Linked DNA regions of Homo sapiens: region 1 is linked to region 2. A link is a contact called in ENCODE Hi-C or POLR2A ChIA-PET data. All regions are on one chromosome and are shown on one strand. The core of a region is the stretch at or near the end of the contact, and the rest is flanking DNA. Distances in the headings are between cores, read along the strand shown.

Region 1 (3,215 bases), core at 564-3,063, 2.2 Mb before region 2:
ATTGTACCACCTTGGCCAAGGGAGATATGGGAGGTCTGTTTTGAGCATTGTTTCTCTGACAATAGACACATTGGTCAGCCACTTTATCCATCATTTTCTTTGCTTTTGGGGTCCTTATTATCCTGAGGAGCTAGGTGTGCATAGTCTTCTTGCCATAGATTGAGAGATCATGGGCAGGCTTTATAATAGCCCAACTCAGATTTCTGGGCACCCAAATCCTGCCTCTCTTATTTAGGGCCCATCCCTCTGAGAGGGAACTCTGATGCTCTCCCTCTCGCATGGCTTCCTGTAATTCCCCAGGGGAGTGTCTTGGTTTATTGGTTTATATTCATAAAGAGGTACTGAAGGAAGCAGGGACTTTCCCTCCCTGTGTGTGCCAGGTTGCTCCCCTTCATTAGTTCAAAGTCCCCCATTAGATGACCCCCACAATCTGTCTAGTCATTTCCACTGTGCAGTAGTGCCAATATTTATGTTTCATATTTGATTTATTTGTTATTGGCATTCAGAAGTCCCCTTTCGTACCCGATTGCACCATGGGCATGGATCACAGTGAGCACATATCTCAAGTCTGTATAAACAGTCAAGGCCTTGTCCTTTCTTCATGCCAGGGCTCTGGTTAAGGCTATTATCTGAGTCTTTGGGGCTGAAGTTTGGGCAGGGAAGCTTTTGGCCTCTATGGTTTTCCATAGGGAGAGAACCACATATCCTGCCCTTCTTTCGCTCTTCCGTGAAGCTATGGCCATCTACAAACCCTATGTCTTCCTTTCCTTTTTCAACCACATCTCTGCTACAGAGAACCTTGAAGGTCATTTCTACTAAATGCAAGCGGTTAATATTAGGAACTGAGACTTGTGTTTTTCCCAGGCATGTCCTCAAACTTTGGCTAAATTAACCTTTATTGATTGAGACACCTGTCTCAGTCATTTTTTGGTTAACACAATACAGATAAAGTAGGATCCCTATCTCATATTACACATAAACATTAATACAGATGGACCAAAGACCTAAATATGGGGGATGGATCAGTAGAAAATACGGGAGAATATCTCTATGACCTTGGGACAAGGGCTGAGTTTTTAAGCAAAACACAAAATGCTCAAATCATAGAGGAAAAGATTGATAGTCGCCTGTGTTACAATTTTAGATTTGTGCTTCAAAAAGACACCCTAGGAATTAGGGGTGGAAAGGAAGCAAGCCACAGAGTGGGAGCAAATATTTGCAATTAATGCGCTGAACTAGTAAAAGACTGGTATCCATAAAATTATAAAGAACTACCAATCAATAAAAACCACAACCCAATAGAAAAATGGGCATAAAATACAAACAGGCAATTCTCAGAACATGAAAACAGAGTAGTCAATAATTACATAAAGAGAAGTTCAAACTTACTCAAAGTAGGGAAATGAAAATCAAAGTTATAATGAATATTACATTCCACACCCATCAGGTTGGCACGCTCAAACTGTATGTTTAAGATGCTATATTTAATGTTATTACAATCAAACTATGTTCAAGTTTTTTAATATGCTATTACAATCATTATAACAGCAAAAAATTGGCAACACTCCAAACGCCCATTACAAGAGGATGGAACAGGATATAGAGTGGATATTAGCGAATTAGGCCCATACATCTGCGTGGGAGCATCTCAGAGAACGCAGGGGCGAAACGCCGGAAGGGCACACAAACCAAGCCCCGCCCCCGGGAACCCCGCTCCCACACGGAGCATGCTGGAGGCTGATAGGTTGGTTTGACCACGCCAGTTCCGCCTTCGCCTGCCCCCTTAGAGCCCCGCCCCCGCGCGGAGCATGCTGGGGACATACGGACTCACTTTCCTCGCCAACCCCGCCCTCCGGAGCTACCAGCAACAACCAACGGGCAGCGAGCAACGGGCGCGCGCTGCTCCCTTAGGAGGCGGTGACCATCTGCCCGTGTGCCCAGGGCCTCTGAGGGCGCTGGATGGCTCCGTTGTGTCCGGGTGGTCTCGGGAGCTGCAGGGAAGGGGCGGGAAAACTACACCGGACCCCATGGGGAGCGCAGAGGCGGAAAGGGAAGGGCCTAGGGACCTCAGATTGTTTTGAATCAAGGGCAGAAAGATCGGGTCGGAGGGAGGGAAGGAAATACTTCCGTGCCTTCAGAGGGAGTCTAGAGTCCCAGGCCGTGCCGGGTGGAAGGAACTGTGCAGCGTCCCAGAGGGAAGGAAGAAGAAGGGAAGAGAAGTGGACTCAGAAAAAGTGGAGGGGAAAGAAGGGAGATGGGAGAAATGGAGGGCAGAAGAGGCAACGTTCCCCAGCCCTATAAACCATAATGAGCCCATATGAGAAAGCAGAAAGGTGGGTGGGAAGTGGGGGGCTAGAAAGGAAAAGAAACAAAAGCTGTCTTGGTCTGAGTCAGGAGCCCAGCTGTTGTGACAGGAAGGGACCTCAGAGATGGCTTTCACAGGTGGCTGTGACTATAGCTCTTTCTGGTGCCTCAAGCTCCCTCTTAACCCCTGGGAGACTTTTACCTTTGGGAGAGATTTCCCTTTGGGTTAAGGAGGGGAAAGAGGGACAGAGGGACAGTGGCAAGGGATGCCAGGAGAAGGTGAGGGAGAGGACACATGAGTGTTAGGTTTTTGAAAAAAGACGAGGGTTAAAGACAAGAGAGTTGACCACTCTACAACACAGGTTTATTAACACAACCTACAGAGGTGGGGACCAACTTAATGCCAAAGCCCCACTAGCACTTACAGGCTGGAATCATTATAGGCCTGGATGAGGGGTCTGGAATGGTAGGACTTACTGCCCAAGAGGATGTTAATAAAAATATTTCTTAAACCTTTGTCCCAACAAGATGTGATAAAGAAGTCAGACAGTTGGGGAGGATGTTACTTACAGCCCAAACCCCTGCAGAATGTTTCACTGTGACCAGGGTCTATGAAATGGCAGGAAGATTTACAAAATAATACAGCTTGGACTAAAAATTAGGGCCCAGCCTGGGGAGAGCTAGGCACTGATTTTTAGAGAAGTCTATGTCTTTGGCTATGCCAGAAGCACTGCAATCTTATTTCAAGGGCTTCTGGATGTGGTGGACTAAGTCTAAGACTAGGGGGTCCAGAGAAGACCCCATCCTTAGTAACCCTTGTCAATAGGGAGACTTCTCACGGAATCTGCTCTTTGGGTTTGACCCTCTGTCTTCATGTTCATGCCTCATTCATCTTTGTTAGGTTTTGAAGG
Region 2 (3,023 bases), core at 397-2,896:
GGAATTCGAGACCAGCCTGGCCAATATGGTGAAACCCCGTCTCTACTAAAAATACAAAAATTAGCCGGGCCTAGTGGCGGGCAACTGTAGTCTCAGCTACTGGGGAGGCTGAGGCAGGAGAATCGCTTGAGCCCAGGAGGAGGAGGTTGCAGTGAGCCAAGCTCACACCACTGCACTCCAGCCTGGGCGACACAGCGAGACTCCTGTCTCAAGGAAAAAAAAAAAAAAAAAAAAAAAGGCAACATCCAGCCACAATCTAAGTTATGAGTCAGGTGTACATTTAGCGACTTGAAGAGATCTTTACATACACAGTGGGTTGCAGAAAACAAGAGAATACGTCCAGAGGACGCTGATAACAATGTTATATACATTGTGACCTCAATAGAGGTTTTGTTGTTTTCTTGGTTTTTTTCTTTTCTTTTTTTTTTTTTTTGTTCAAGAGGAAGGGTCTCGCTCTGTCACCCAGTCTGGAGTGCAGTAGCGCGATCATGGCTCACTGAGGCCTCGACCTCCTGGGCTCAAGTGATCCTCCCGCCTCAGCCTCACAGGTAGCTGGGACTACAGGTGTGCACCACCATGCCTAATTTCTTTCTTTTTTTTTTTTTGGTACAGTGTCTCACTATGTTGCCCAGGCTGCTCTTGAACTCCTGGGCTCAAATGATCCTCCTGCCTCGGCCTCCCAAAGTACTGGAATTACAGGCGTGAGCCACCACACCCAGCCTTCAAATATATATATTCAAATAATACATATCTATTTTCAAATAATATATATTTTTTTAAAGAAGGGATACGGAACCAAGAAAACAGTGACATTAGAGGCGTGGGGGTGGCGCAGGCTGCCGGGGCGTCGGGAGCACTACCCAGAGGAAGGGGCTTTCTGTAGGGTCTGACGCGGCAGTCCTGGAGCAGAGCGAGGGGCCAGACGCAGACCCGGGGGGTCCTCCGTGGCGAGGGGGTCCTAGGGGGTTAGGTCCTTGGGTTCAGAGAGGGTGGTGGGGACGGGACAGCACGGACGACCGCATTCTGGGGACCCGGCCGCGGAGGGGTCCGGCCAAGGCGGGCCCTGGTCAGGCGCACACAAGCTCGCCTCGGCCTCCACGTCCGTCCCCTACAACGCGGCCGACCGCGCGGACGGGCGGTACGTGCACGGCGCTGGACGAGGAGGCTGCGCGCAAGCTCGCCTCAGCCTCTGGAGCTGCGGGCCCTGCACGCCCTCGGCCCATCCCCGCGAGCCGGAGGAACGAGTGACCACCACCGCCAGCCCCGCCGGCCGAGTGTCCCTGCCCAGCCAGCCTGCGTCCGAGCGCGGCGCTCCTCGCGGAACCCGCCCCTGCTCTCGCCCCGCCCCGCGCGGCCCCGCCCCCGTGTCCCTCGGCCCTTACAGGCTGGCTCCGAGGCCGCGCCCGGCGGGTCAGCCAATGGGAGTGCGGCGCGCCCCGCGGCACGTGGGCTCCTGCCCGTCCCGGCCGGGTGCGAGCTGGCGGAGCTCCTTGGCCCGGAGCGCGCGGGGCGGGGGCGCGCGGGGCAGGCGGGACGCGGGGCGGAACGGAGGCAGGATGGGGGCGGGGCGCTGGCGACATGGCGCGCTGATTGGCCGGCGCCGCGCTCCAAGGCTGTTAACGGCGTCTGGGCCGGGCTACGGCTCCAAAACAAAGGGCAGGCGGCCCGCGGGGCGGCGGCGGGAGGATGCCTCGCGCCCTGCCTAGGCGTTAACGGCCTCAGCGCGTCCCGGGCCGCGCCGGGAACGCCTGAGAGCCGAGCCCGCGCTGACCGGGGCCCGGGCCGGATGGGCGCTGCGGGCCGGGGCGCGGACCGCGGAGCGGCCGTGAGTACGGGCGGGCCTGGCTGCAGCTGCGCGGGCGGTTACTTTGTGGCCACCCAAGGATACTGTGGCTGCGGGCGGGCCCGGGAAGCACCTGTTGGGCGTCCGGGCGGGCGGGGGCGCGAGCAGGGCGGGCCTGTGACTTTTTTGTTCCGTTTTGGATTTTGATTTGTTGATATTGGGCTCACTCCGTTTTGGCACAGACAACAACGCCTAATCTTTGATTCCCCCGCCGTTTCTTCTCTCCACCTCCCCCGCTGTCCCTCTTCTCCCGCCCCGCCGTGAAAAGATAGGGAAAATGGACAAGATCCCTGATTTTTGGATTTTCCTTCCTTAAAAAATACAGCCTCAACTGGGCAAGGAAATGAGGGCAAAAGAGGTCTCCTAGGAATGTTTATCAGAAAGGCGGAAAAGCTTTTCAAGTAGCCACATAAAGATCATGACTAAAATGGAGCGTCCTCGGTATTTACCACTTGTGGCATAGGTTTCGTTAACAGAGATTGCAAAAGCCTGAGCTTCAGAGATCTAAACAGGGTCCGCCTCCCCCATGCTTGGCTCTGATTGACATCTTTGATGTCCAAATTATGTGCTGAATTCTAAGGATGGAAAAAAGGCTGAGATTCTATTTTAGGCAGATAATGAACATGGAAGACATCAATTTCCCCGCCCCACGCTTTTTCTGTTCCGTTGCATTTCTTCTTCCTCTATCTAAAACATACCCACCTTAACCTGATGTTTCCTTTGCTAAGAATGTTATTCTTCCCACCCACCAGCCCCTGACACTCCTAATTCCCTACTCAGGTCCCAAGACTAGGTTTACCACCACTGGGGAGACTTTCCAGGCACCTCACCTGAGCAAGCTATAGATGTGACAAATGTTTGCTGAGCCCCTGCCAGGTGCCAGGAGCTGTGCTTAATCCTGATGTCATTTTGTCTTACAATCATGCACTGGTCCCCCTCAGGGCTCTTGCGAGGCAATGGTAGTGGCATGTTTGAGGAATAAGAGGATCTCCAGGACCTTCATGGTGTTTCCTCTTGGGCCCTACAGGGTAGAGTCTCATCTACTTGTGGGAACCCCTACGGGTTGGGCCCATATTGAGCATTTATATAATAACTGAGCGCTCTTAATTACCAATCTGAGCAATAGTCTTCTTTTAAAATAACTTCTTATTTTGGAAAAACTTTAAATTTACATAAAGGT

Evidence for each region. A loop is a pair of places that touch in the nucleus more often than their neighbours do. ChIA-PET counts read pairs that join two places held with the same protein, here RNA polymerase II (POLR2A). Pooled maps may share reads with other maps.
Region 1: a loop to region 2 is called in a map of B cell, with 10 times the contacts of the local background. The contact joins the enhancer-like site here to the promoter of YPEL1 in region 2. A Hi-C loop is called at or near these places in 1 of 168 maps with a recorded cell type or tissue (B cell) and 4 of 50 pooled maps. POLR2A ChIA-PET finds 5 or more read pairs at or near these places in 1 of 52 experiments (H1).

What each region holds. Positions count from the first base shown.
Region 1 is chr22:23,912,654-23,915,868 of GRCh38, reverse strand. No RefSeq gene overlaps it. Among named protein-coding and RNA genes, the nearest start is that of MIF-AS1, 15 kb to the right of the region's middle. Within about 2 kb of position 1,813, at least 37 of the 41 ENCODE cell types and tissues checked have a DNase peak (open chromatin) inside an H3K27ac peak, as active enhancers do; they include B cell, where a contact is called at or near this core.
Region 2 is chr22:21,734,417-21,737,439 of GRCh38, reverse strand. YPEL1 (yippee like 1) reads left to right here and starts at 1,646. Exons shown (of 5, transcript NM_013313.5): 1 at 1,646-1,825. RefSeq lists silencers at 1,078-1,927, 1,948-1,997.